Linked DNA regions of Mus musculus: region 2 is linked to region 1. The links are chromatin loops, found by intact Hi-C in ENCODE. Cell type or tissue: left cerebral cortex. All regions are shown on one strand. Links, peaks and the distances in the headings refer to the core of each region. The heading gives the core; the rest is flanking DNA.

Evidence for each region. Hi-C counts contacts between places; a loop is a spot of excess contacts. Peaks named below come from ENCODE experiments on the same cell type or tissue, not always from the same donor. Only the 100,000 strongest peaks of a DNase experiment are listed, where the experiment ranks them.
Region 2: it touches region 1 in a loop (7-fold over the local background); 2 of 42 quality-filtered maps call a loop at or near these places.

What each region holds. Positions count from the first base shown.
Region 1 is chr10:56,423,249-56,439,029 of GRCm38, forward strand. Gm36595 (predicted gene, 36595) reads left to right here and starts at 8,733. Exons shown (of 5, transcript NR_152769.1): 1 at 8,733-8,935; 2 at 15,288-15,402. In left cerebral cortex, for the core only: no CTCF peak of the experiment used is centred there; a DNase peak (open chromatin) is centred at 8,580; H3K4me3 peaks cover 456 bases.
Region 2 is chr10:56,489,017-56,504,797 of GRCm38, forward strand. It overlaps the pseudogene Gm9118. Among named protein-coding and RNA genes, the nearest start is that of Gm36595, 65 kb to the left of the region's middle. In left cerebral cortex, for the core only: no CTCF peak of the experiment used is centred there; no DNase peak of the experiment used is centred there.

The DNA of each region.
Region 1 (15,781 bases), core at 4,204-12,203:
GCCACTGCGATAAAATTACCTGTTTCTCAACCGAATATGGTAATGGTTTAGATAAGAAAGATCACAGATACTGCAGGTATGTAGTAATGAAGTCTGTAAACATACAGAATGGAGAAGGCCAGAGAGGAAAGTGCAGGCATTGGGTAGTCAGTAGGTAAAATATAACCTGGAGAATTCACTTATAACTGGAGATTGTTTATAGAAGGGATAGTATACAATGAGCTCTAGCAGCTGTGATTTAATTTAAAAATAAGAGCCCAATTTGACAAGTATTTCTATTTAAAAAATGACAGTAAGCTGGGCAGTGGTGGCGCACGCTTTAATCCCAGCACTTGGGAGGCAGAGGCAGGTGGATTTCTGAGTTCGAGGCCAGCCTGGTCTACAGTAAGTTCCAGGACTGCCAGGGCTATACAGAGAAACCCTGTCTCAAAAACCAAAAACAACAACAACAAAAAGAGATAGTAAATAAATAAAATCAGCCTACAAGCAGGATGACCTAACAAATAGAAATATGAGCATTCCAGCTGACTTTGAGTTATTTGCCCGTGTTTTTCCTAGTGAGGGTTACTTTAAACTACATACCTCTTTGCAAACTCTCACGGAAACAATAAGTATTTTGAACTGTTGTCCCCCGGCCCCCTACCAAAAGGCTTGCTGATGACCTTCAGCTAGGGCATCAGAGATGATCAAGAGTTAGTACAGAAACGGTTGCCTGTATTTTTCAATAATAGTAAATTCTTTGAATGTAGTATTTTTAAGGTAGCAAGTTTCACACTGATAACATCAGAATAAGACATTTTGTTGCCTAACGTACATCACCAAAACTGGGCAGACACAGACCAAATGGTTAGCTTCTAATAAAGGTTCATATTTTTCATATAATAAATACTTCTATAAAGATTTTCTGGGAAGAAATACCCATGGATTACTGCAGGCAAGCCCCATAATAATAGAGGCAAAATGCTGTCTCCTAGAAGCTCTGCCCCTGACTGTAAAATCAGATAGGTTGAGAGCGAGCTGCAACATATCCACCAAAGTTATAATTAACGTTAACTTGAGAAAGAGTCGTGGCTCCGCTTAATGTTGGATTCCGTTTGATCTTAATTGAAAGGAGGCACCAGTTACAGGAAACAGACCCTTCATTGAAAAGGCCTTGTAATATGTTTAGAATTTCCCAAGAAACAAAAGGGATCTTGAGAGAGAGTGGAGACAGTTGGAAGGGAAGTTAAGCCCCTAACGCTTCCCAGCAGTGAAGCTCTCTGTCTTGCTTCGGATGCCTTTGCTCTGGCCTTTATCCTCCCAACCACGAGAGACTCCAGAAGTTTAACTCTCTGTTCCCTCGCCTTTCTTTTCATTAGCTCGGTTATCTCTGTCATAGACCACCCACTTGTGAGGTTTTATTGCCCCCCACTCTTTCCCTTTTCCTTTCTCCCCTCTTTCTCTTTCTCATAAATTAGCTTGTGCTGGCCTTGAGTAGTTCATCATCCTCCTGCCTCATACTTCTTAACACATTTGTTAGAGTTTGGCTTTTTCAAAGAAAGTAGTGAGGGGGAAAAAAAAGCAATGACTTTAGAACAGTAAGAAATAAAAACAAAAACCCGAAGAAAACAAGCTCATCAAATGTTCGATTCCCTGGCACTTAGTGCAATGTAGACGCGAGCTTTGGGTCTTGCAGCACACGGTTTGACAGGTGTGGCAGAGGCTGGACAGAGCCACACAGGTTTCTGAAGGAGAGAGGACTACTCATAGACTCTCCATGTTTGACTGTGGTTTTAAATGCTGAATGGGGATTTGCCAGATTAAGAGAAAGCGAGGTACTAGTAGCACAGGGAACCAGTTTGAGCAAGAGAATGCATGTGAGGACGAGCAAGCATTTTAAGAGCTGGGCATAAAAACTATTACGGAGTGGAGGTGACGCACAGTGCAGTGGAAAGACTGCTGGTGAAAGGCACTCGATTTGCATGCTAACCTACTTGGACTGTCTTCAGCAGTCTGGAGAGCAAGGGATTGCTAGGTAAAAGGGGCACGGCTCTGAAGCATGAGTTGGCAGAAAAAGGCAAGGTGTTAGAAATTAGGACTCCCCAGAGAGAGTTCTGTCCGGGCTGGGGAGCGGTGGTAAGGTTAGGTGCAGAGAGTAGGAGATAGAGAGGAACGCACCGCACATGCCAGTGCCTGCAGGAAGATGGAATGAGCCTGGGCCACAAGCTTACAGGTTTGTCAGCTCTCCTCAGCCTCTTTCTCGGTCTCCCTGTTTTCTATTTAGCCAGAGATTTCTCTACAAGGGCATAATTGCTGCTCAGCTCGCTATAAACCGAGCACTTGGTAGGTGGAGGTGGGAGAGTCCAAAGTTCAAGGTTGTCTTCCGCTACAGGCGGCTGTGAGATAGGAGGCATTATGTGGAAAACAAGTAAACAATGGAACACACAAAAGGACACAATTGCTTAAGGACAGCAGTTATAGTCCAAGCCATCACTTCTATTTACTCTGCTACATTTGTTTTTATTTTCTCTATGTTTCTTCTTCTTCTTCTTCTTCTTCTTCTTCTTCTTCTTCTTCTTCTTCTTCTTCTTCTTCTTCTTCTTCTTCTTCTTCTCCTTCTCCTTCTCCTTCTCCTTCTCCTTCTCCTTCTCCTTCTCCTTCTCCTCCTCCTTCTTCTTCTTTTTTTGTTTCTTTTTTCTTTCCTTAAAAAAGAATTTTGTAAGCCGGGCATGGTGGCGCACGCCTTTAATCCCAGCACTCCGGAGGCAGAGGCAGGCGGATTTCTGAGTTCGAGGCCAGCCTGGTCTACAAAGTGAGTGCCAGGACAGCCAGGGCTACACAGAGAAACCCTTTCTCGTTTCTCGAAAAACCAAAAAAAAAAAAAAAAAAAAAAAAAAAAAGAATTTTGTGTGTATGTTTGTGCAAATGTATATGATGTCATATGCATGTGGAAGCCAGAAAGTAACATCTCTACTTTCTCCCTCTCCCTCTCCTCACCTTGAAGCCCCACCCCCTACCTCCCACCCATCGATTTTTGAGACAGTGTTTCTTTGTGTTCCTGGATATTCTGGAATGCTTTCCTCTCTCTGTAGACTAGGCTGGCCTCGAACTCACAGAGATGCCCCTGTCTCTTCCTCCTGAGTGCAAGGACCAGAGGTGTGCCTGGGCCTGGTAAGACAATGATCCTCAAGAGTGAATTTTCACCTTCTACCTTGGTGAGGTCGGCTCTTCCTTGTTTCTATGGAGCTGAATACTCCAGGCTAACTGTCCTGTGGACCTCCCGCTGATTTTGTATTTCTCTCCAGCCATCTCTCAGTAGGAGGGCTGAGAGTACAGATACATCCAGCTCTTTAGTGGATTCTGGAGGCTGAACTCGGCTGGCAAGTCCTGGGTGGACGCACAGACATTTTCAGCTAATGAGTCATTCCTTAGCCCCTCCTCCCATACACATTGAAAACAAGTTTCAAACAGTAGCTTTTCTTGATGCAGTATTCCTGTAAGTGCCAAGGGGTAATGGCACACTCCTGTAATTCTAGCCCTCGAAGGGCATAGCAGGAGGATTAGAAATGTATGGCCCCCTTAAACTCCACATTGAGTTTGAGTCCTGCCTGGTTTACATGAGATTTGTCTCAAAAAGCAAAGCAAACAAAACAACAGCAACAATAACGACAAAACCAAACCAAAAGAATTCTCTTATGTAAGTCCCAAGATAAAGGAAATTCTTATCTCCCATTTCTATATATTTACCAAACTCATAAGATTTAATGTTGCACACATTCCCTGTTACATTTCTCAATAGCTCCAGTGATGTATGTGTGTAAGCATGCATACCAATTTTATTTGTTAGTCTACCTATCTATCTATGGTTAGTTGAGATAAGGTCTTTTTATTTAGTTCTGGCTGAGAACTAGCTATGTAGACCACCAGGCTGGCCATAAATCCATGGAGATCCTCCTGCCTCTTTCTGGCTAGTGCTGGGATCAAAGGAGTATGCCTGCCTCAAACCCTTTGAAGGCTCAATCATTTGCTTGTCAACTCCTTTAGCATCTTTACATTTGATGTAGCACCTCATCTTGTTAGATAGCGCTGTCATTTTATAGCGTTTATCATGTTCAGTTTGGTTGTCTGGTAGAAGATCCTGTTTTGCTTTTTCTTATTGTTTCTGTCATGGTGAGATTTTTGGTAAATCTTCCTGATGGTGCCGTGTACTGCCCACTGAATCTTTCCAAGGACCCAAAATACGAGCTTCTCCCATTATTGGTATGGGTGACAGGAAGTCTGATCACTTGTTTAAAGTGGTGTATTCCAGATTACCCCATTGTCAAGTTGCCATTTCCTTTTGCAGTTGTTAAGCAATCTGTGGGATGACAGTATTTTAAACATGTCTCTAGTGTGCCCCAAGAATCCTCCACCCTATACATTTAGCCATCCTTGAATGACCACACCATGACTTGGTTCATTGTTTTATTTATTTTGCTAGTTGAGACAAGGTCTCACACAATTAGCACTGTCCTCAAACTCATTATGTAGGCAAAGATAATTTTGAACTTTTGATCCTTCTGTGTCTTCCCGCTACATGATGCCTGGCTTGCCATGTTTTTAAAATTAAAAAATTGTTCACAAATATCTGAATTTCAAAACTCTTATTGAGAATTGGATAATTTAATATCACTAGAGCCAGGTTTCTAAACTGAATAACCGCTAGCACTGAAGCAACGATCACTCCCTTAAAAAAACAAGCCTGTGACTTCCTTTTTTTTTTCTTTCATTGAAAATAGATTATTTGCATACAGTATATTCTGATTTTGGTTTCCCTTCCCTCAGCTCCTCCCAGGACCTCCCCATCTCTCCACCCATTCTAACTCACATCCATTTTGTTTGTTAGAACACAGGTAGGTATCTAAAATAAAATATAATAAAATGGAAACAGGCAAGTCAGAATAGGACCAAAGAACCAAACAAGAAAAAAGAAAAAAATATACATAAGAAAAAGAAAAAAAGCACAAGAAACACACACAAATACAGAGACACACACACACAGGAATATCATAAAAACAAAACTGGAAGTCATTTTGTGTGTGCAGTTGTGTGTATGTGCAAAAAACCTATAAGGGGGGGAACCCCCAAACCAAAAACCAACCAACCAAACAAACAAACAAAAAAACCCACCGCTGAAACAACATCATTAGACAAAAACTCTCTAAAGATGTCCCTAAGTTTGTTTTCTATTGGCTGTCTACTGCTAGGAACAGGGCCGGCCCTTAAGAGTGGTTTCGCAGAGAAAACCAATTTTTTACTTGCAAGTGGTTATCAAATGGAGATGGCTTCTGGGTTAGGGACCCATCTACTTCTCTCAGCTCTAGGACTCTGTCTGATGCAGACTGGTACAGGCCCTGTACATACTGCCTCAGTCTCTGTGAGTTCATATATGCTGGTCTGGTTGTGTCTAGAAGGCCTTGATTTTTTGTTTTGTTTTGTTTTGTTTTGTTTTGTTTTGTTTTGTTTTGTTTTGTTTTTCAAGACAGGGTTTCTCTGTATAGCCCTAACTGTCCTGGAACTCAGTTTGTAGACCAGGCTGGCCTCGAACTGAGAAATCCGCCTGCCTCTGCCTCCCGAGTGCTGGGATTAAAAGCGTGTGCCACCACGCCAAGCTTATATTTTTTGATGGTAGGTCTTAAAGAAAGGCTTTGTGTCTGCTAGGCAGTATCTCTATCACTGGGCACACCAGAAATCATTATTTTAGACTTAATTCCTTTACCAGGCTCTAATAGGTTGGGATGGACACCAAATGGACTGGGATCCTTGCTCTAAATTTGCTGAGTAACGGTAAAGTCCCCACCAAAAGGACAAGAAGTAACGGAAGGCAAAGGCTGCATTTGAAACCTGCAGCCCTTCACACTTTGATTGGCTGCTCTCACTGGGTCAGTGCTGAGTAAAGAGAGAGATCTTGCTGGTGAAGTTTTCATCCCCTCTGACAAAAGAACCACGGGGACTTCCGTCTTTGCTAGGACCCTTTCCTCCTCAGAGCTAGGCAACCTGGAAGGTTAGCTTGCATGACTTTCCCTCTGTTCTTTGTCTAAAAAGAGAAATGGGGGGAGGGGGGTCTGTGGTTGGGAGTGGGGAGAAAAAGTCCTTTGTGCCCAAATTTGTCATCAGAATTAAACTGATCTGAACTTCCGAGGAATCAGGATTAAAAAGAAAGTCAAATTTCTCAAGCATGTGTGCTTCAGTTATACAATGCTGTTTGTTCCCTTTGCTGATTCCTGCCAAAGACAAGGCAACCAATGCGTGCTAATAGAGCAGGTGTTTATTCTACTGTTCTGTCTTCTTCTCCTCCACCTTACAAAGCCAGTGGCTTTCTCATGACCAATTTGCCTTTCTGTTTTGCTGGAGAGACAAAGTCTCTTGTAGCCCGGGTTGGTGTTTAACTCATCTTCTGAAGAGGCTGGCCTTGAGTTCTTGATTCTCCTCTCTTCCCTCAATGCTGAAATCGGTCTTTTTCCACTATAAGTCAATTTGCTTTTCTCCTTCCTTCCTTCCTTCCTTCCTTCCTTCCTTCCTTCCTTCCTTCCTTCCTTCCTTCTTTTATTAGCAGAGTAGCATAGTAAAATATTAGCACACATTAAGACTATTCTCTTGACTAGCATGAACACCTGATTCTGTGGTCTCTGCCTGCTGGGGCTGTGTGGTTTGAGACCAGCCTGGGCTTTGTGGGAAAATCTTATTTCAAAAGGAGGTTGGAGACACAGTTTAGTACTGCTCTGTCAGAGGACTGAGTTTAATTCCCAGCACCCATCGGAAGGTCACAAGCACCTGAATCTAGAGGTCCAGAGGGATCTAATGCCACATACATCAATACATATCAATAACATTCATGTGTTATTAACATATCAATAATATATTATAATATTAGTAACATTTGTTAACACCTAATTAAAATTGAAATAAATAAATCTTAGGGTGTGGTAGTATATGATTTTAATCCCAACACTCTGGAGGCAGTGGCAGGAAATCTTTGTGAAATTGAGTCCAGTTTGAGGTCAGCCTGTCCTACAGAGTGAGTTCAAGAACAGCCAGAACTACATATCAGGACCTTGATTCACAAAACCCCAAACTAACAAACAAACAAAAATAAAGATAAAAGTCAGGTGTGAGCCGGGCGTGGTGGCACACGCCTTTAATCCCAGCACTTGGAAGGCAGAGGCAGGCGGATTTCTCAATTCGAGGCCAGCCTGGTCTACAGAGTGAGTTCCAGGACAGCCAGGGCTACACAGAGAAACCCTGTCTCGAGAAAAAAAAAAAACAAAAAACAACCAACCAAACAAACAAACAAAAGTCAGGAATGATGGTTCATGCCTGAACTAACTATGTTTGGGAGGTAGAGGCTGGACCATCAGAAGTTCATGGGTAACCTGAGCTACTTGAGACCCTATCTCCAATACAAGAGTGGGGGCTGGGGATAACTTGGTGGTGAAGAGTGCCTGCCGCTCCTCTAGAGGACCCAGGCTTGATTCCCAGCATCTGAGTGTCAGTTCACAGCTGGATGCACTTCCAGTCCCAGAGCATCCAGCGCCTCTTTGGATACCAATCAAGCATGTGGTGTACATACATATGTATAGATAGAACACTCATACACATAGAATAAGATAAATTATTTTTTTAAAAGGATGACAAAACAAAAGAAGGTAAAGACTCCTGCTCCCAAGCCTGAGGGATTGTTACATCCCCAGAACCCACAGGGTGAGAGAGGAGAACTGACTGCACTTTTTTAAAAGTAAATAAAAATCGAATTAAAGGCTGGGTGTGGTGGCCCATGCCTTTCATCCCAGCAGAGACAGGTGGATCTCAATGTTCAAGGTCAGTCTGGTCTACAAAGTGAATTCCAAGAAAGCCAGGATGCACAGAAAAAAAAAACAAAAAACAAACAAACAAAAAAACAAAACCCTGTCTCAAAAACAAAAACAAAACAAACAAGCAAAACCTAATTAAAAACAAAACAACAACATTCCAAGGGTCTAACATGGTGGTTGTAATTGTTACAACACTGTCTGCATTTATTTAGAATAAAAATGACTAGCTTATCATCCATCTTTTGTTCCCTGGATGTAGCACCCATTAAATACCCAGTAAATGTGTTGGATGAATAAATAAGGGAGTGAATCATAAGAATGAGGTACCTGAGGAGGAAAATGCTCGCCAGCCAAACAATGGAACCTCTATGGAGAAGAAAGAGGAGGAGGAGGAGGAGGAGGAGGAGGAGGAGGAGGAGGAGGAGGAGGAGGAGGAGAGGAAGTAAAGGTTGCTGAGTTCTGTTGACTAGGTGGTGATGAGCAGTGGAGAAAGCGGTCACCTTGGGAGAATTCTGCGAATGAAGGCAGGGCTGCGAATGAAGGCAGGGAGGTGGCAAGAGACTCCGTGAAGGAGAGATTGTCTGACAGTGAGGGTGGCATCAAAGGGCCAGGACTGGGCAACTCATGGTGACAAACAGAGGAGAGGAGCAGCTGCCTCTCTGGGGCTGTAGCACAGGCTAAGGAAGGAGAGAGGAAAATAAGAGTTGGGAGGGCTTGTTCCCAGTTCAGACAGAGCGAATGCATGTGGAAGGTTGCTCTGCAGGCGTTTCGCTCGGTTGTCTGGGGTTGCGATTAACATGCTCGGTGGATCCAAACATTCCAGGGGAAATAGCGGCAGCCTGCAGTAATTTGAAAGTCTGCCTTTAGGCTGTAACTTGAAACTGCGTTTCGGTGGTTTGAGACAGTCTGCAGCTGGCCTGGGAGGCAGACCCCAGAAAAAACAGGAGCTGGTAGTAGGCGCGGACTCTGGCTAGTCTGGGTTAGCCTGAAGAGATGACCCACCGGAATCAGGACACGAAAGGTTCACATCAGACGTTAAAGAGCATTTCTGAATCATCAGGACCCCGAAGGAGTCCCAGAAACAGCCAGTCTAACAAGCAAACCAGGTACCACACGTAGAACACGTTGATTTACGTTTGAGAAGATGCCCTTCTCAGGATGGCGAAGCCCTGCTTCAGTAGCTACTTCTGGATAAGACAAAGCTACAGCGGCTAAGCTCAGCTGTGATTGATAGCCATATTCCTTCCAAGTGTTTGCACTTGAAAGCTGTAGTGTTCTGATGCGAAGGATAACTTTAATCCTTGGCCACATTTTCATATAACTATCAAGATATTATATTATTCCCTGACTAGTATTACATTTTACCCGTTAGAGGGAATTGTGCAGGGAAGTTAATCACCAACAAGGAACATTCCCTTGTTATCAACAGGAGGAGATTCCTTCCAGGGCGTGTGAGGGTGTGTGTGTGTATACATTCTTCATTTTGCCTTCCTTCAGGATTTTGCTGTTCTCGAAGAGCAAATGATTTTGATTTAACGTCGGCGATGTGAGAGTCACCCAAAAATTATTTAGGGAGCTATCTAGGCTCATTTTAAGATTTTATACACTCTTTCCAGACCTCAGGTCAGTTTGCTCAGCTGTCACTCAGAACCTGCTCCTTAGAGAGCAAGTGTGCAAGTTGTACTGGGGCCTAATAAGAGAACACCTGTCTTCAGAGACTCAGATCCTAGAATAGGAGACCAAGAGGTTAAAAAATAACTGGGCCTGGGGGCTCATGTCTGTTACCCTAGCAGCAGCTCTGTGGCTGGTCTCAGCTTAGTTTCTAGTCTATAAGGTAAGAACTATTCCTGTGCAGGTCCTTTAGTGTTTAGTGAAATAACGTTCATACAGTTCATAGCAGATTGGCGTTTAATATTCAGTGAGAGCAAGACACCCTCATTTAAATATTGTTTATTAAAGAGAGGCCCTTCAGAGACGCCTTTCAATTTTAATTCTCTCTCTCTCTCTCTCTCTCTCTCTCTCCACTTATATACTTATCATATAGCTATCATCTCTCATTCTATTTATTGTGTGTATGGGGAGGAGGGGATGCCATGGGGTCAGAGAACAGCCTGAAGGAATTGGTTCTCTCCCACCATCTGAGTCTTGGGGATTGAATTCAGGTCCTTGGCTAATGTGTAAGGGAAGCAAATGCCCTTAGCCACTGAACCATCTCACTGTCCCAAGATACCCCTATTGAAGGCATTCTCATATTCATATCCTACGGCAAAACTACAGGAGCACAGTGCTCAGTAGCCTGATACTTTTAATGTATGTTTTTTTTTCTCTTAAAGCATTATATAGCTGTACTAATTACTCTTCCTTGTTCTGATAAATTACTTGATAGAAGCAACTTAAGGAATGAGATGATTATTTTGCCTCAGTTTCCATTGGGCACCGTAGGTAAGGCACATGGAAGTTTGTGGCAGCAGGAGCATGAGGCAGAGAGGCTCATCACTTCTGGATGTATTGGGAGACAGGGCTAATAGCCTACCTTTAATAACACGCATACATCCACTTGCTAGGCTCTGTATCGCAAAGATTTTCAAACTTCCCAAAACAATGTGATGAGCTGGGGACCAAGTATTCCAACCAAGAGTGCAAAGGGCACATTTTTGCTTCCTACTAGAACAGTAGCTAATGGTGGCTTAGCACATATACAGAATATGTTCTTTCATCTTCTAAATGGATATTAAGGTTATACATTTTGTGTATTCTTTTTTTCTTTTGGTAGCTCAGCTCTTTTAATGAGTAGAATTTATAATTTGCATAAGGGAGTTTACTTTTGGGGATATAAAAGGCATTTTTTTCCCCTACCAGGAATAGAGAGTCTCTTGAGAGGTGGCTTGTTCTGGTATAGCGACATTGACCAGCCGTGTTTATTTAAAATACCTGGCAGATTTCCTTGAACTTCTCTTCTTGAATAGACACAGGAGACATAACATACAAATGGTTTGTTTTGAAACTCCGTCTCTCTACATCCGTTAAAATAAAGGTTCTGGATAAGAAAATTCCCTAGTTCTTTTATTTACTTATTTTTATGAGACAGGTTCTTATTGTGCAGTCTGGGGTGGTGAGGAATTCACAGAGATCTTCCTGCCACTGTCAGCTTGCTTGCTGAGGTTAAAGTTGTGCTGTGATTAATTTGTGGGCCACTGTGGCTCCTTGTTCTTTTGTGAGACAGGGTCTCATTTAGCCCACCCAGGTTGACCAGGAACTGGCTGAGGCTTACCTTGAATTCCTGGTCCCCTTCCAACTAGGATTGTAGGCAGACCTGTGTACTACCACTCTGGTTTTAATTTTTATTTTTTGATGCAGGGGCAGATCCAGGATCTCCTGCATGCTAGCCTAGAATTTGAACAACAGCTGCTAACATTCTTAATCAAAAATTTCCTTAGTTCCTTCTGAGGTTTTTGTTTTAAAACATTCCTCCTTTAATAATGTTCCATTAGATCATCATTTTCTTAGGTTTTCAACCAAAGAGTGATATGTGTGTAAAGTCATGTTGATTTCCATGTGGCTTCATTATGAAGTGATGTTTATTTAGATATTTCTGAGCCCAACAGAAGCCAGAAAACACTGGAGAATAGGCAGTTCATTAAAGATCGCCAAGGTTCTGTTTCTCAGAACAACACAACCTCGAACCATAGCTATGAGATACTTGGTGAGCTCAAAATGACCAAGTCACTCCTGTGTAGGACATTCTGTGCTTCATAAAATGTGTCTCTGCAGAGCTTCAGAAACAATGAACCATCTCAACCATGACCTCTTCCACTGCCTGGAGGCAAAACGAGTCAATGGATGGAACAGGGCCTCATTAAAAATTGATGGTGAAAGATGAACGAGTGACTTAAGCATGGGAGAGTTTGGAAAATGTAAAGCCAACAGGCACTGGAGGAGAAGAACTAGCACCTACAAAGCTGACTTCATCAGTCCCCGAAGGTCTTGTCAATTACGTGAGACCATTTTTTTTTTTTTTTTTGGACAGGGTTTCTCTGTGTAGCCCTGGCTGTCCTGGAACTCACTCTGTAGACCAGGCTCGCCTCGAACTCAGAAATCCACCTGCCTCTGCCTCCCAAGTGCACCACCACGCCCGGCTGAGACCATTTTTAATAAGCAGCGTAATCTCCTCCATGTATGAAGGATCTCCTCAGTGTTCAGGAAAGGTTAGGGAATTGGAGAATTTAATAAAAATAATTAGAACAAATATTTCAGTAGGTCAATAGGGCTGTTTGAAATCCTTCCTAAATATAAGCATTCCACCATATACAGTGATGGAAATAAATAAAACATAGGGGGCTGGGAACAAGTCTCAGTGACTGAGAGTGTTTGCTCTGAAAGTGAGAGGTCCTGGGTTTGAATCTGTCTTAGTCAGGGTTTCTATCCCTGCACAAACACCATGACCAAGAAGCAAACTGGGGAGGAAAGGGTTTATTCAGCTTACATTTCCACATTGCTGTTGATCACCAAGGAAGTCAAGACTGGAACTCAAGCAGGTCAGGAAGCAGGAGCTGATGCAGAGGCCATGGAGGGATGTTCTTTACTGGCTTGCTTCCCCTGGCTTGCTCAGCCTGCTCTCTTATAGAACCAAGACTACCAGCCCAGAGATGGCACCACCCACAAGGGCCTTTCTCCCTTGATCACTAATTGAGGAAATGCCTTACAGCTGGATCTCATGGAGGCACTTCCCCAATTGAAGCTCCTTTCTTTTTGATAACTCCAGCCTGTGTCAAGTTGACACAAAACTAGTCAGTACAGAATCCCTATGCCTACACACAAGAAAAACTGGGCATGGCTGCTTGTGCCCATAGCCCCTGTACTGAGAAAGGAGGGTGTACAGATTCTAAAAGCTAGCTATCCAGGCAGCCTACCAAAAAGGGCAAATTTCTGTTTGGTAGGAGACTTTGTCTCAAACGTAAAGCAGGAGAGCAACAGAAGAAAATAAACTCCCACTCTGGCCTCCACGTGTGTGCACATAGCTAAAAAAATGCACTCAGATGCACACACAACATACATAAAGCACATGCCACACACACACAAACACACAAATAAGAAAATAAATAAAATATAGGTCTGGGATATAGCTCAGTGGTGGAACACTGACTAGAAATGTAAAGTCTTGGGTAGGACCTCCAGAAAAAAAAAAAAATCTTAACAAAATGAATCAACCTACAAACAAACCCAAATATAACCCATGAAATAACTAGAGACAGTAGCCACTGTGACCTGTCTGTATTGTTCTAAAAATGAGTTAGTCTTTAATAATATCTACAGTCACAGTGACACTGAAGCAAACAGGTACATTCATTTGGTCTATTTTTGAAAAGCAATGTTGTAACAGCTTTCAAAATATTAAACTATTTTGTTATGACACACTAGTGTTTCTCCCGTGGAGGCTAAGTAAGACAGAGTAATTTTAGTCCTCAGCAAAGATGAATTTGAAGTTCAAATTCAACGTTTCAGTGAGATAATATTGTATCTTTGGGTTTGCTCAGTGGAGGAATAGGTCATGAAATGCTTACTGACTGATCAAAGAGCTTTCATTATGGTGGGGATTAACTAAGTAGACATTTAGAAGTATGTGTGTCACCACTGTGTGTGAGTGTGTGTACTTGCTACTCCTTGTGAGGGTCAGAGGACAAGTAGAGGAGTCAGTTTTCTTTTTCCACTGTGCGTGCTGAGGGGTCAAACCCATGCCATTAGCTTTGGCCGCAAGACCATTCACCCACCAAGCCATGTTGCTGGCCTGCAGTAGATGTATCAATGAGACAAATAGTTTGGATCCTTAAGAAACCACGTGCGACTGAGGCAGCGCAGAGAATCTCTTCCTCTGGTTTATGTTCCTTTTTCCTGGACCCCATTCAATGGAAATTTATTGAGTAGATAAATCTGCTTCTAAAACTGTAGGTAAGAGAAAAAGAGAGAGATAATGTAAAAATTAAAACGTCATTAATCTGGTTTTAAGAGCAAAAGGAAATGGACACTTGGCTGAAGATTAAGAAGAAGTCAGGGGAGAAATTTTCAGCAGTTACAGATTTAGCCAGAAGTCCTGGCTGGATGAGGGCTGTAAACAATTTGTACTTTTAAGTTCTCCAAATTCTGTCACATTCATTAATCATATTTTACAATTAAAGCGGTGCCAAAGTCACGCCCTTGAAAGGTTTTCTAGGCTTTTCTCCTTTTTCTCTTCTTCTTCCTAATGATTTAAATTTTACTTTTGCACCTTTTGAGGTTTCTGCCTTCTGTTTCCTTTCTCTATCTCTTCCTTTTGGCTCACAGCTCAAAGGGATGGAAGCACGCTACTCGAATGGAAGCACGCTGCTCCACATTTAATTTATTGCGTCACGAAAAAAAATCTTATCAAACCTTTTCAGGCTGAGTTGGGAGGACCGCCAGAAGTTTCCTTTCTGTAGCAATTTCCAGGCCAGTCAGAGACCTTGTCCCTAAAAACAGTTACAAACGCCTCAAACAAACCCCAAGGACCACTGCACAAGGAACGTGGGCTGAATGTTCGAGGAAACCACAGCCGTTATTTCCCATCCTCCTCCTCCTGTTTTTCCTACGTTTTCCAGCCACCTTTAGTCGTCTGCACTCCAGTCCTTGCCTCCGCCCAACCCCCCCCCCCCCAAAAAAAAAAAAACCAACCCCGCCTCAGTTTGGCTTACCTTCTTCACATAACTTTAACTTCATTGCAAGTCAGAAAAGTTGAAAATGTTTTCAGCTCCTCCTAAGTGGCAGAACACTTCTTCAGGATCCTCTTTATGTGTCTCTTATCACATTCCGGGCCCAAAGTTCACATCATTCTGTAGATGGGCTTTAGATTGGGATTAAAGAACATTAAAAAAAAACAAAAAACCCAAAACCCAAAAACCAACCAACCAAAAACAAACAAACAAACAAACAAAAATACAAAAAAAAAAAAACCTATAGAAAAAAGTATAATTCCTGATGATTTGAGTGAAGAAGTCCTTGAAATAAGGAAAATTCACTCTGACCATAGAACCTTGCATTGTTATTTAATAGAAGATGAAAAAAAATTAGGGACCAAGAAACGTAAGATTTGCTTTTACTTCTACGTGGTTGCTTGTGTGTACGCACGTGCGTGAGCTGGTCAGTCTGGTCACTGAATACTTTACAGAGCTGGTGTTACAGGCATTTGCAGGGAGGGTTTCTTCCTTCTTTCCTCCCTTCTTCTCTCTTCCCCTTCTTCTCTTCTTCCTTCCTTCCTTCCCTCTCCCTACTCCTCTTCCTCCTTTCGTTGAGACAAGGTCTCATTGTGTAAGCACAGGTACCTTGGAACTAACAGTGTAGACCAGATTGACTTTAAACTCCCAGAGATCTCTCTGCCCCTCTTGGCCTCCTGAGTGCTGAGAGTAAAGGTCTACACCACCATGCTTGGCTAATCCTTTTCTTTTTAAGGCAGAGATTCCTGTAGTAGCCAGTGACACCCTTGAAGTCGGGATCCTCAAACCTCCATGTTCCAAGTGCTGCACTTACAGGCGTGTGACATCTTGCTGAGCTTAAAACCTTGAGGGTAAGTTTTGAGGGTATGTGGACGATGCACTTTATTAAGAAATTTCCTATCTTGGAAGACCTGAAGCTAGTTTAAAATTTCAATGTTCTAACACCAAGAAGTAAGAAGGAAAACATTGCCTTATTTACAGAGCAGGATAGTTCACCTCATAGGATATATGTGGATAAAATTATGTCACAGTATATTTTTTTTTCTATTGTGACAGAGTCTGTATATATTGCCAAAGTGGCCCTCAGATGCTTGGCACTCTCACTTCAGCTTCTGGAGTAGCTAGGAATAATAGTAGTAGAGGGCACAGCCAAGCTTGCCTCTGAGAGAGATAATAGCTATTCACAAAGACCGGCCATTTTGAGGGCATACTTGTGTAGAGATATTTAAT
Region 2 (15,781 bases), core at 2,461-10,460, 64 kb after region 1:
CAATGCTGGAAACTAGAAAGCAAGACAGAAACACATTTATACCTCTTCTGTTTAGCATGTCAACTCAGACCTGTAATCACAGCACTGAGGAGGTGGAGTTTGGAGGATGCCTGAGTTGCTGGATGCCGTGGGCTACAGAGAGACCCAACCCCCATGCCCCAAATAAAACAAAACAAAAATCTGTGCATGTCAGCCTACATCTGTAATCTCAGTATTTGGGCGGTAGAAGCAAGAGGATCAGGAGTTCAGAGTCACTGTGAATAGACAGTGCCAGCTAGCCTGAGCTACATGAGACCTTATCTCAAAAGAAACAAACAACAAAACAAAATCAATGCCAAACGAAACCCTAACATACTGTTTTCAATATGCAGTAACTATTCAACATCTTCAAATATGTTTTTTTTTAAATCTTCCCTCTTTCCTTATGACTTCTAACTACATATATATTGGTGTTCAAGGGTGTGGATTTGGTAGTTAACAAGGATATGAACATGAGGATGAATTTGACACAGTATTCATGCTTGCTGACCCTGAACCAGATGCAAGTGTAGACACTGGTCATGCACAGTGTCTGCTGACCTGACCTGCCTTATCACACACATTATGAATTGTTTCATAAACACTGCAGCTTGCTTTGCTCCTATCTCCATATTTGTATAGACACTGGCACAGATTTGTAGAACTTAAGGAAAACAGCATAAGCAGTGTGCTCACCGGGCCTTGGAAGCTATTTATTCTTACTTCAAGGCTATCTCAGAATGCTTGCAGTTTCCTTCAAGGCCCTGGTTTGAAAAGAAAGCCTTCTGTAAGTTTTTACTTGCTAAAGATGGGGTCAGCTTTTGCATTTAGTTAATTTTATTTTTGGTACCTTTTTTAAAATTTAATAACTTCATATAGAAAGAATGAAATGTCCATGAAAGATCAGTATCAAAGGAATGATTTAATATATCGATGAGCTAAGACTACTGGGGAGAAATTACAGATGGGAGTGTGGCTTTTCAGTGAACCCAAACTCCTCAGTCAAAAGATTTATGGTGAAGTTCAATCCATGTATGCTCTCTTAGGTGTGTTTTCCAACCAGACTCCTTACATACACAAAAACCCCAACAATTCCTGGCTAAAATAGAGCATTCTATTTTCCTAGATATTTCCAAGATAGCCACTAGAATGTTTTTACTTCAAAAGCCCATATAAAAATTAAAAAATTTAAAAATAAAACCAATTCATTTTATTTCAATTATATGTATGTATGTGTGGGTGTGTGCCTGCGTGTGTGGGTGTGTGTCTGTTCATAGGCTCAAGAGTGCCTGCAGAGGTCAGAGACATGAGGCCCTCTCAAGGTGGAGTTATAGTCCATCGGGTGTCAACCTATGTGGATGCTGGGAATTGCATTGGTTCTCTAGAAGAGCAGTAAGTGAGTTATCTTTCCAACTCATAAATTCTCTATTTATTTACTCACTTGTTTATAGACAGCGTCTCACTATGTATTCATGGCTAGACTGGAATACTAAATGTAGACCAGGCTGGCCTTGAACTCACGTAGGTTCCTTTGCCTCTGACTCCTGAGTGCATCAACGTGTCTTGCAGATTTCCAAGTTTCTGAGACAGGGTCTCATGTTTCCAGGACTGGCTTGGAACTCCCAATCATCCTGCCTCTACCTCTCAGGTACAGGCACTACAAGCCTGGCTCAAATTGTTAGAGTTTTAAAATACATTTTAATTATATCCACTTTGGCAAAACAAAGTATATCAAAGGTAACTATATTTTTTTATTAGAAGTGTAGAATTATTTCATTCAGAGGAAAAAGTGTATGTTTTATGTTTTACAGAGGAGAACTGCCTTATATTGTGACCAGTGAAAAATAGTAAAACAGTCAAGGGTCAAGTTGTTGGGAGGGAGATGGGACTACAGCTGTGAAATCCTGCGGTGGGCTGGCCAGAGCTCCAGGAGCCCAGGATATGATTCTCAATTGTATTTTACATTGGGCTTTGAATGGCTAGGGGAACACCGTCATGGGAATCTTACCCTAGTTGATTTCTTTTTTTTTTTTTTTTCCATTTTTTATTAGGTATTTAGCTCATTTACATTTCCAATGCTATACCAAAAGTCCCCCTTACCCACCCACCCCCACTCCCCTACCCACCCACTCCCCCCCTTTGGCCCTGGCGTTCCCCTGTACCGGGGCACACAAAGTCTGCGTGTCCAATGGGCCTCTCTTTCCAGTGATGGCCGACTAGGCCATCTTTTGATACATATGCAGCTAGAGTCAAGAGCTCAGGGGTACTGGTTAGTTCATAATGTTGTTCCACCTATAGGGTTGAAGATCCCTTTAGCTCACCCCATAATCAGCTTCCAAATGCTGACACCATTGCATACACTAGCAAGATTTTACTGAAAGGACCCAGATGTAGCTGTCTCTTGTGAGACTATGCCGGGGCCTAGCAAACACAGAAGTGGATGCTCACAGTCAGCTAATGGATGGATCCTAGTTGATTTCTATTGTTTTTTGTATTGCTCATTTCTCTTTTTAAAAAGGGAACTCTGGGAGAATTTATGTGTACGATCTTCAAACAGTGAAAAACACGGTTCTATACGAGACACTTCAATCAAGCAACCGCTCAGGGCTAAATCATGCACTCTTATTTAGCATCACAGTTTCGAAGTGGAAACGGGCCCAGGGAACTGGTTGTTGTACCCAAGGCCACGAGGCTAAGATAGAGGCGCCGTCACAGGATTTAAATCCAGATCTGTCCGACGATGGAAGCAATGTTCTTTCCAGGGCAGCCTTGTAACAACAAGTCGGTTTTGTCTCGAGTCTTTGTTTTGCTCTTCACTGCTGTAATCTTTTTATTTCCTGTTATGGCTGAATTGTTCGTTATGAAGTTTTCCATATACCATCGACCCCCCAACTTCATTCTCCTGTGTCTATGTGGAGGAGGGGTGGAGGGGTGAGGGGCTGCACTGGAGGTGCTTTAGGAAGAAGGACATTTTATGAGCAGTGCTGCATGCTCTGCTGACGTGTATGTGAGCGTGTGTGTGTGTGTGTGTGTGTGTGTGTGTGTGTGTGTATTGCCAAGTGGGTGTTTCAGAGGTCAGAGAACAATTTGTGGAAGCCATTTCTCTCCATCTATCATGTAGTTACTGGAGATGAAACTAAGGTTTTCAGACTTGCCAGCAGGTGCTTTTATCCATTGATCTATAGTCTTTAAAAATATGTAAATCACCTTTAAAATAGTATAGTGGAACTGGACACAGCAGCATGTGTCCATGTAATTCTAGAATTTAGGAGGCTGAGGAGAACGGATAGTAGATTTGAGGCTAACTTGGGCTACATAATGAGACCTTGTCTCTAAATAAATAAACGAAGCTAGGCGTGGTGCGACATGTCTCTAATCTCAGCAGTTGGAGGATTACCACAAATTCAAGGGCAGCCTGGTCTACACAGTGAGTCCTAGGCCAGTCAGTGAGGGTTATACCCTGAGACACTGTCAATAACAAAAACCAAAAGTAAATCTTATTTTATTCTTACAGCAATGTGAGAAAAAAAAACCCCTATTTTTCCCATAACTTTTTATCTTTTTTGAATATTGTGTTGTATTCATGTGTAAATGATCAAAATTATATATGGATTTCTGCATTTTGACCTGGTTGGATATGGCTGCTGAATAGAGATTAATTTTACTTCTACAATTTCAAAGCAGAAATTAAAAATAAAAATTAAATGACAATGACAATTTTATTGTTTTAGTGCTAAGGATGAAATCCAGACTTTCAACATCCTCAGCAAAATGTGTCCAACTGCAGAGAAAAACAAAAAAACCCAAAAAACCAAAAAACAAAAACGTGAACTTAAGAACATGGTTGGCTCAGTTATTTGTGGGTTCTTTGTGATCTGGCCCTCATTAGGTAACAGATTATATAAGTGATCACGGCATTTGGAGTTTAAATAAGATGCTGCACACAACAGTAATTTCAGCACAGATTTGGAGAGGGAAGACAGGATGCTATAGGTCATTTAACTTAGTGCTTTATTTGTGCAGATGCTTCTGTTTTAAGTGGCAGAACCAAAGAAAGGATGACGCTCTTTAAACTTGTCTTTGGCAGGATTATAATAGACCAATATGCCATGTGGCAAGTCTTGGCATGATGAGATTAGTTTTTGGACGAGTACCTGCAAAATGCTTTTTTTTCTTCCTTCCTTCCCTTCTTTCTTCCCTCTTCCTTCCCTTCTCTTCTCTTCTCTTCTCTTCTCTTCTCTTCTCTTCTCTTCTCTTCTCTTCTCTTCTCTTCTCTTCTCTCCTTGTTTTTGTTAAATTTTATTTTATTGAAAATAGATTTGTCTTTCATATAATATATTACTACCATAGTTTACCTTCTCTTCATTCTTCCCAGCTCCCCTATATACACTCCCCCCACCACAAACACACACAGACACACACACACCCCTCCCCTCTCCCACAGATACACTTCTCTGTTTCCTTTCAAAAGGAGCAGGCCTCCAAGAGACAACTCTCAAGCAGGACAAACAGGATACGAGGCAAAAACCCTCATGTTCAGGCTGGAGAAGGCAATCTAATAGGAGGGAAAGAGCCCCAAGCACAGGCCAGAGTCAGAGACTTACCTGCTTCCACTGTTAGGAGTCCCTTAAGGACACCAAATGAACAGCCATAACATGCATGCAGAGATAAGATATTCAGACTCTCAACTGTCTTCTCTTGCTCCCATGGTTTAGGAAAGGCATTTAAATGAAGGAGAATTTGTATCTAGAAAATGCTTTGCTTTATTTTCTGAAATTTCTGACTGTTGAAAATGCTTTGTGATGGCTACTATACTTGGGAAGAAATGATTACTGAGTTTTTAAGTGTTATTTTTTCTCCAGATAAACATGTGTAATACATGTGCATTCACTGTCAGGGAGGATTGCGCTACACATGGCAACCAAAGTGAGTTCATTATCACCAGGGTTAACATTACCATGGGCTTACAAGCGACATCAATGGCCAGGAAGCTGAAGATACAGAACATTTGCCTGTTGAAAAAGTGGGTGTAATTTTCTTAGATGAAAATCCTATTTACTATTTATTTGACCTACCATCAGCATATCTCTGGTCATCTAAAAATATTCTACATAAATTTATTTCACTTGGGCTGACATTTAAAAATACCAAATGTGTGAGATGAAACACACCAAACCTTGTACTAAGAGGCTGGCCCAATTCACTTCCTGGTGGAGGCTCTGGCTCTTTTCCTTTGCATTCACCTTTGGCAAATGACCCATGGATTCTACAGTAAGAATAATATCCACAAGGTAAAGCATCATTTATAGATTCTGTGAGTAGGCTGATTCACTGACATGGAAAGAAAATGGAGATGGGAATGCGTTTTCCCTTTTGTAGCTCAGACAAGCAGGCGGCAGGTTGGAATTCTTAGTCTCCTCATCTCCCTCCAGAGGCCTCCTTCACCACCATGTTGTGATACATTAAGTGCTGGGTTCCTCATATCCTGGCTCTGTTTTGAGCTAGCATTTTCTTTCTTTTCTTTCTTTCTTTGTTTCTTTCTTTGTTTCTTTGTTTCTTTGTTTCTTTGTTTGTTTGTTTGTTTCTTTCTTTCTTTCTTTCTTTCTTCCTTCCTTCCTTCCTTCCTTCCTTCCTTCCTTCCTTCCTTCCTTCCTTCCTTCCTCTCTTTCTCTCTCTCTCTTTCTTTGCTTGTTTCTTTTTTGTTTGTTTCTTGTTTTTTTCTCTCTTTCTCCCTCCCTCCCTCCCTCCCTCCCTCCCTCCCTCCCTCCCTCCCTTCCCCCCTCTCTTTCTTTCTTCCTTTCTTCCTTCCTTCCTTCCTTCCTTCCTTCCTTCCTTTCTTTCTTTCTTTCTTTCTTTCTTTCTTTCTTTCTTTCTTTCTTTCTTTCTTTCTTTCTTTCTTTCTTTCTATTCTCTGATTCTTGTTGGTACACATACTGGCAGTTTAAACATGAACACACATTATTGGAACAATTCTCAACCATTTAGAACTTTTTTCCAAGCAAGTTGAGCCACCTGAATTTAGAAATGTAAACTCCCATCAGGACCTGTGAACGTCTCTGTACTTCAGCAGCCCATCCAAATCACACACAGGCTTGATAGAGCACAGATCACAGGTCAGGTTAGGTCACATATGGTGTATTAGCAAGGACTGTCATATTCCTTTGTCTCCCAGTTCAACCTTGCAGAAGTTCCCTTCATAAAATGACATTAAGGCCCCAAATTAGACTCTATGCTAAACATAGGCAAAGAAAACAAAATGCTTTTAGATCCGAGATTTTCTTTCAATTTATAGACACCTACTACTGCCTTGCTGGTTTTCAAGAAAGAGCTGTTCATCACACCTGGTCTATTAAGCAACAATTAATTACGGTGGGGGGGGGCGGGACTGGGGGCACAAACAACTTTTGGTTAAGTCATGACGGCACTCGTTATTTTTGTCTGCCCAAATTTTCATCCTTGTGAATTTCCTCATTAGTCAAGCATTCTCATTAGCCTGGTATGTGTTACACAGTCCTCAGGCCCCTCCTGGTGGGTGTCCACAGATGATGTAATTTCTCCACTAAAGTAACATGCTGTGTCTAGAAATACACAGTGGCCTCTTTTTAGCAAGCTTTGTTTTTCTAAGAAATTTTAGGAAGTACAGCAGTGTCTTCACCTGGGTCACAGCATGGTACTTCAATCCCTTTTAGCAAAAGAAGCCACACTGGAGATGTTTCCTCTGCAGCTCATTCTTGCTTTCAATGGTACAGTAATTAAAAAAAACTGGTGTAGAGCAAGAGTTACTTCAAAGTTTTTATAATATTTCACCTATATCTATATATCTATGTGTGTGTGTGTATAAATGCATCTATTGTGTGTGTATGTGTGCACACACACACAGGCTTTTACACATTCTAACGTGCACATGGAGATCAAAACACAACTTAGGGTAGTCTACTGTCTCATTCAACCATGTGCGTCTCTGGGATCAAACTCAGGTTGTCAGGTGTGGCAGCAGATGCCCTACTTGTTAAGCTACCTCACCAGCCCAGGGACTGCTTTTAATACCCTGAAATTCAATGATGGGCTGACAATCCTAATTATTTTAGAGGGAATTTTTGTCATCAAATGTAAAAGTATTTGATAATTGGTTACCTTTTAAGCCTTATCTAGGAAGTTATTTTTCTTTTTGTTTTGGCATTATAGAAGTTGGGCAGTCTTCTTACTACTCATAGGCTCACAAGCACACACACACACACACACACACACACACACACACCCCACTTGCTTGTGTTTTTAGACATGGTTAAATAAATACCTACCATGCTTCAGGCACTGTACCTGGTGTTGGTGCTCAAATAGTCATACATGTTAAGTCTGTGCCCAGGAGGCCCTCACTATTTAGTTGAGGAGAGGACCTTTCTCAAGTTCATGGTAAAGTAGTCACTGAATTCTTGAAAAGAGGCGAAGGCAGAGTGCTGTATGAAATGGAAAGCCATGGTAACAAGCACTCACAGAAGGACTCCAAAGCCTGAACAATACCATCAGAAAGAAGCCTGGGGGTATATTTCAATTGCTAGAATGCGTGGCTAGGATGCCTGAAGCCTAGGATTCAGTCCCCAGCATAGTATAAATCAGGTCTGGTGGCACACACCTGTAATCCCAGTATTCAAGAGTGGAGGGCGGAGAATCAGAGATTCAAGGCCGTCTTATGTTCCTTATGAATTTGAGGCTAACCGGAGCTACTTGAGACACTAAGAACAACAACAACCACATCAACACAAAAGAACAACAACAACACAAAAGAACAACAACAACAATACCCCCAAATCCTAATTACAACAACAGAGGACTCTCGGCTATGTAATAAGCAACTATAAGTGAATTTCAAATGCCTCAAAAATGCTAAAGGAATGTGAGGAAAATGTTTCCCCAAAGGAGATTGAAAGATGGTTGAGAAAGCCTTACATGGTGCATGTATCAGGTTGAAGTCTGGACTTAGTTTGCAGGAGATGGGAGAAATAACTTGTGAGCAAGTTTGCTTCTTTGTTTTGGAATATCAGTTTGAAAACTGCTTATAAAATTAGGAACAATGATCTCGTAAATTGGGGTTTGTGATGGAATGCAGGGAGTGCTGCCTTCCTCTGTTATGTTTCTGGCAATGCTTGTCTATTCCCATAGCATCACAATTCTGCAGCACTCATCATGGGATTTTGTTATAAAGAAACGTTTCGGGCGTGATTCCGTCGTGCGCGTCTGTTCTGTGGAACAGGAGGCAGTTGTTTTCTGTCCGGCTTCTCCCACACCGAAGTGCGCGCCTCCACCTCATGGAAGACTCGATGGATATGTACATGAGTCCTCTTAGGCCTCAGAACTACCTTTTCGGCTGTGAACTAAAGGCTGACAAAGACTATCACTTTAAAGTGGATAATGATGAAAATGAGCACCAGTTGTCATTAAGAACGGTCAGTTTAGGAGCAGGGGCAAAAGATGAGTTACATCGTAGAGGCAGAAGCAATGAACTATGAAGGCAGTCCAATTAAAGTAACACTGGCAACTTTGAAAATGTCTGTACAACCAACAGTTTCCCTTGGGGGCTTTGAAATTACACCACCTGTGGTCTTACGGTTGAAGTGTGGTTCAGGGCCTGTGCACATTAGTGGACAGCATCTAGTAGCTGTAGAGGAAGATGCAGAGTCTGAAGATGAAGATGAGGAGGACGTAAAACTCTTAGGCATGTCTGGAAAGCGATCTGCTCCTGGAAGTGGTAACAAGGTTCCACAGAAAAAAGTAAAACTTGATGAAGATGATGAGGACGATGATGAGGATGATGAAGAAGAAGAAGAAGATGATTTTGATGAAGAGGAAACTGAAGAAAAGGTCCCAGTGAAGAAATCTGTACGAGATACCCCAGCCAAAAATGCACAAAAATCAAACCTAAATGGAAAAGACTTAAAACCGTCAACACCTAGATCAAAGGGTCAAGAGTCCTTCAAAAAACAGGAAAAGACTCCTAAAACACCAAAAGGACCTAGTTGTGTAGAAGACATTAAGGCAAAAATGCAAGCAAGTATAGAAAAAGCGCATTGAACATTCCTGGGCACTACTGGTAAATTAAGCCCAAAGATGGGGAAAGAGGAAAAGGAGAAACAAATATAGTACCATCAACAATCCAGACATCTCAATCCCCTTTCCTGATTGGCCATCCATCCCCCCTTGCAGGCTGGAAGCAATCTTGTTTTTCCTAAAGCACTTTTCTTTTACTCTTGTGATGCAGAACTTTACTTCTCTACCACTTGTGCATATGCCTCATTTCTTTGACCATGTTTTAACCTATGTATCCTTAGCTGCTCTCAATAAATTTTTAAATGAATCAAAAAAAAAAAAAAAAAAGAAACCTTTCCTGGTGATGGGTACCACAGACACACACACAGACACAGACACAGACACACACACAGACACAGACACAGACGCACACGAGCGGGCACACACACACACACACACACACACACACACACACACACACAGAGCTGAGCCTGGGAGCTGACATGGACAGTATACCCTTCTATACTTCCTCAAAAGCAAATTTTAATTTCCACGTCCCATTTAAATTGGAACAATAGATGATAGTTGTTATAAATGTATTGTTATAAACAAAATTGCCAAGTAAGTAGATTTTAAGTAGCCTCATCACCACAAAAAGTGATATGAGTATAAAATAATGCATAGGTTATATGTATTATGCACACTGTATGTGCATTAAGTACACATTATATGCATTATGCATATATTATATGCATAATGTTAACTTGATTTAGCCACCTACTACTGCATATATATGTAGATATAACATATATCCAACATACACATATGACATGTACATATATAACACATATATTACATACATATATGATAAGATGACATATACAAAGAACACATACATTTTTGTTAACCAAAAAATGAAGACCAACTTGGCAAAAATATAAATGGAAAATAAGTTGAACATTTGTCCATCTTTTTCATAATGTTCCTAAAACCATATATCTTTCTACTATCATTCTATAAATGGTTTTCCCCTCATGTGTAGCTTAAAAGAATTATGCAACCTTTAAAAACAATCCTGGAAAAATATGACTAGGTTTGTTACATTGGTGATTTTTAAAATTAATTAATCAATTAAAAAAATGAACAGTCATAGCTGTGAATAACACATCCGCAAAGTATATTCACTCACTGTAGCTGGAAATCTGACCGTTCTGAAGGCTGGAATTACTTGGGAGTGGCCAGTCTAGTGTGTCATGGAGTAGATAACCTCACTGTTTCCCTTAAAATCTGCTCCACCCAAAATGCCAAACTGCTTCTAATATGTTCAAATGAAGCCTGCTTTTGTAATAATTGCTAAAATCAGTGAATGAGGGCACATTGCAAAATTCACAGGAACTGTCTGGTTCTCAATGAAATGAGTCGTTTGTGGCAAACAGCTAGGCAGACATCACCCCATGCTTCCATTAGCAAGAGCTGTCAGGAATTCTGGGGATTGTTGTAGATTCTCATGGGGACCTAACTGCTTTAGAGCCAGAAATATTTCCCTTTGTTTCTTCATACTTAGAATTTGCAGGTGACTGTGGTATTGGATCCAAATGTCTCCCTGGAGCATAGAAATGTTTTCATATGAAATACTAACACCAAAAATAGAGAAGGTTTTTTTTTTTTTTTTTTTTTTGGTGCTTTTAACTGCTGAAAATTATAACATTTGAGAGGGAAAAGTGAATTAAATTGCTATGTTAGTTAAACTTTCCCTGTGCCCTAGAAATGTGTTATATTTACCCTGCAAGAAGTCTGTGTTTACGTTTCTTTAAATGAATTTAGAACACAGTGTTACTTTTCTCATCCTTTATATCACTGTGCATCAAGTATTTCTTCCTATGTTATTCAAGAGAAGTATTTCCTATAATAACTAGGATGCTTATTCTGCCCCAGCAGTGGCAGCCTCTCTCTCTTTTTTGGCTGCTGTCTGACAGGGTCTTTCCTCGGGTGTCCTCAGCTTGTGTTCCTTGTGACTCAATTTCCCAAGTGCTGGAAGTGTAGGTGTGAGCCAGCAAGCTCTGCTACTGACCACTGTTCAAAATGTTTCCTTTAAACATCTTTATTTTTTTTTTCTTTTAAAGCCCCTTCCCTCCCTCCTTCTCTTTCTTCTGCAGCATTGGGAATCAGATGTACTGTGATCCTCTGCATATTAAGCAAGCACTCTGTCTCTAACTGCATGACCAGCTCTCCTTTTGAATCCCACTAAGTTGTTCAGAATGCCAATGAACTTACTCTGTAGTGAAAGAAACCTTTGGACTTGGTGATCCTCCTGTCTCAGCACCCCATGTAGCTGGTATTTAATTTCCTATATCTCAATCATGACAAGATTATGATGGGAAATTTGTTTATCATCACCACTTTGGACATATTTACTCTTTTTTTTTAAATTTCTTAATTAGGATACATTCCTCTGTCTCTACTGAATAAACACTTGCAACATTGTCAACAAAGATTTCCAGTAAGTCTTAGCAATACTGTCTACACATAAACTCCACCTTTAATGGGTACACATGCCTGTGGAAATGGTAAGAGAGGCCTAAGAGACAATCACACTGAGAATTGGACATTCTCATACATAATGAAATCATGAGCTCAAGAAGTTGGCACAGAAAGTCTTGACTTCTTACGTTAATTGTACATTCTCTAAAATTTTCACTGTTCAAGGAGCACATTTCTCCTAAGATGAAATCCATAGCTTGGCAAGGAGATTAAAGTGAGCTGTGAAGAAACAAATTGGCTAAAATAGTTTATACTGCAGTCAAACAACATATATTTGGCTCAGATAGTCAATCAGATGATGCTCAGGGCAAAGCACTATCTTCCTTCTATTTAGCATCTCTATGGGAAAGAAGTTTGGACTTTATAGGAAACAAACTTGAGATGTAAAGAGCCAAAGATTTGCATATTGCGTGATTCATTTTCTCTGGGTAAATCCAGCCAAGTTGTGACCATGTCTGGAGGCACGTATGATCTGCAGTCCTAGTGGCTTAGCTTGTTTCAGACAGAGCTGACTCAGGGAAGCATATGGAACAGAGCTAGGATGGATTGTAGCACATTTGTTTTTACACACACTAAGGGCTATTATAGTGTGTTATTAAGGAAATTAACAGGCACAATAAAACAAAGAAATAAACGGTCAGAATGCCAACAACTTAAGTGCTCATTGTCAGAATTTCAAACAGAATCAAAATGCTGTTTCATGAAAACATTCTTCAGAGTTTTTATTGGATTTGGTTCTGACATAAACCAATCTTTGATGCTTATTAAAACTTAATTTAAGCTATTTTAAAAGCCAGCATTTTAATGAAAAACATTTCTTTTAGGTAATCTCATGCAAAAGATCTATGATTTAAAATAGAGACCATGTTGCACATTAGCTTGCCTAGGAACCAGAGGTAATCGTATTTGGGGAATTTTGTACGTAGAAGACAACATATGATAGGCTATAACTTTGTTTCAACAAAGGATCAGAATATCCCTATACTTTTGGTAGCCTGTACCACAAACAGTTAGGAGAAGCCCAAGTGAAAGATTTGCTAGATTTGCTACCACCTGCTTCGATGAAAGGTCACTGAAAGTTAGTTTGATATCCCACCCCCATTCTCAGGTTAAAAAAAAATCTATTGTGTGGCACCTCATCTAGTTATTTGCTTCCTGTCTGTCTTTAATTAATTCACCAGGAAGTCATACTACTGAATGCTGATAACAGCTTGGATATTTTGTTTTAATTTTTTTCTTAGTTGGATGTGAGCTTTGGAGGGTTATGAAACCTTGAACTCATTTGTTTCTTCTGACTGTCTTAAACACTCTTTTCTTCTCTGGTCAGAGATGTATGCTGAAAGCCGAATTGTTTCCCTTTTACATTCTTAAAATCCTGAATGTTTCCAGGGCTAGTGATGTTGCTAACATTGGCTAACTGGATCTAGCCTTGGCTAACTAGATAGACATTCCTAGGTATGAAGTAGCCTCTTCAGATTCAATTTCATCTCTTTCCTTACTGTGGAAGTTTCTAAAATTACACTTTGTTTTCTCTTATGTGGTTTCCTGGGTGACGCTCTTCCACGTGTCACGTTATCCACACTGAGCCACTTGCCTTTGAATCCACTTTCCCTTGTTTATTTTTACCTTTTAATAATGTATGTCCTTCGATTGTGGAAAAAGATTGTGGAAAAAAAAATTAGGTCTTAAAAAAAATGAATTTCAAGTCCTCCCTGCTGTAACTATTTCTGTATTAGTTGTTTCTTCATCTTTCATTTCTGAACCTCATTCTTTCCTACGGTCTGTCACATCCGTTCTGGTTTTTCTAATTTAAGTCAGAATGTTGGATTTCAAGTCACATTATTTTCTTAATATCTTTATTATTTTGAAATATAAACTCATGGTTTTCATATAGCTTGTGAGCATAAATTTTCTTTTCCTTTTTTTTTTCCTGATTAGCATGGGGTGTGGGAATGTGGAGGGGGGCTGGAGGAGGGTGAGTAGTTGTGTGTTTATTCTTTCCTTCCTGGCTCTTTTTTGTTAGATTTGTATGAGACCTCATCTTCATCATTGCAGGGTTAATCGGTGCCCGCTCCTCTCCTCTCCTTACCAACGTGGAGCTTTGCAATGTGACTTCACTCAGAAGCAATACCTTTATAAATGTAGTTAGGTTGTAATTCCAAACACTTCCACAATTTCTTGGCTTCTTGAGGTGCAAATGTAAAGTTTTCAGAAGAAATGTCAAGTCTTTTCTGCTCCTGTAATAAAATACCATGGCCAAAGGCAACTTTAAGGAAGAGGGAGTTATTTTGACTGGTGATTCCAGAGAAATAATGGTCCGCCATGATAGGACGGAGGCGTGGCAGCAAGCAGCAAGGCTTGAGTAGAGCCAGAAGCTGTGAAAGCACACTTTTAGCCGCACATTGGAAGCCTGCCTGCCTCAGGTATTGTACTTCCCCACAGGATAATTTGGAAAGCTGTATCACCCTCTCCAAACAGCACCACTAGAGTGGTTTGCTTGAAAAATGGCTTCCATAGTCTCATATGTTTTAGCGTTTGGTTCTCAGTAATGGATTGTTTAGGAAGGCTTAGGAGGTCTGGTATTCTTGGAGGAGGGATATCACTGTGGGTGGGCTTTGAGGTTTCAAAGTCTACCCCAGGCCTACCTAGTCTTGTTCCTCTGTCTCAGATTTGTGGATAAGAGAGTAAGCTCCCAGCTACTGCTCCAGTGCTATGTCTGCCTACCTGCTACCGGGTTTCCCGGACTCATTCTTAGAAACTGAGAACACGCCCCCAGTTAAATACTTTCTTTTAGAACTTGCCTTGGTCATGATGTCTCTTCACAGCAATCCAACAGTAACTACGACTACTACCAATGGGAAGCCATTGCTTAAATACAGGAGCCTACGGGAGACATTTCTCTTTCAAGCCACTGTAACAAGCAATACAAGTTAGAATGTCATTGGCCAAGGAGATGGCTCAAAAGGAAGGTGCTTGCTGATAAACTGAACCGACTTGAGCCTGATCCAAAGAAATAAGTGACTCTGGCAGTGTCTATATTAGGGTTTTTATTGCTGTGATGAAAACACCATAACCAAAAAGCAAGTTGGGGAGGGATGGGTTTATTTGGCTTATACGTCCAGGTCATAGTTTATCACTGGACACAGTCAGAACAGGAACTCAAGCAGGGCAGGAACCTGGAGGCAGGAGCTGATGGAGAGATGCTGCTTACTGCCTTGTTTCACATGGCTTGCTCAGCCCGTTTTCTCGTAGAATCCAAGACCCACCAGCCCAGTGATACAGCACCACCTACAAATGGGCTGGGCCCTCCCTACTGATCACTAATTGGGAAAATGCCTTACAACTGGATCTTATGGAGGCATTTCCTCAGCTGAGGCTCCTTTTTCTCTGATGACTCGAGCTTGTGTCAAGCTGACAGAAAAAACCAGCCAGTAGAAGTAGCAAGTTCTCCTCTGACCTCCACATGTATTCCATGCCACTTGTGCATTTGTGGTACACACACACACACACACACACACACACACACAATGTTTTAAAATATGAAACTGTGACTTCTGCTAAATGAACAGATTTTAGCAGCTCTTGCCATAAATCAATAAAATAAAATAAACCCCAAAACCATGTTGGGTGAAAAGATGGCTCGGTGGAAAAGGTCACTGACTTGTTCCCCCCCCCTCCCCCCCGCGATCTGGGGTGCAATTCTCATCACCTCGTGGCAGCCTACAACTGTCTGTAACTACAGTCCCAGGGGGAGTCTGAAGCCCTCTTTTGGCAGTGCATGAACGAACATGTGGACAAAACACCCACAAATAGGAGGGAAGCGGCAGTTGCAGGAGCGGCCAACGGGGTGGGGGTGGGGGTGGGGGGGTTTGTGGCAAGCGGTTGGAGAAGAACTTCCAGCAGCACAGACGATTCGATTCCATCAAGGGCAGATGCTCTGCAGCTCATCTGAGAGCAGCACTCCACCAAGACCCCGAGAATAACACAACCAGACACGGCTTAGAGACACTGCTACGTGTCCTGTACCTTGTACCTGACGACTTCGATCTGAGCGAGCCTATCTAGATAATTTGAAGGTATTTACAACTCAACACTAACCAAACCCTCTCCCTCCTGGAGAACCAGCGCAGCACGGTGAGCCACGGAGCCACGGAGTCAACGGAGCCACGGAGCCACGGTCATCTCTGCCAAGGCCATC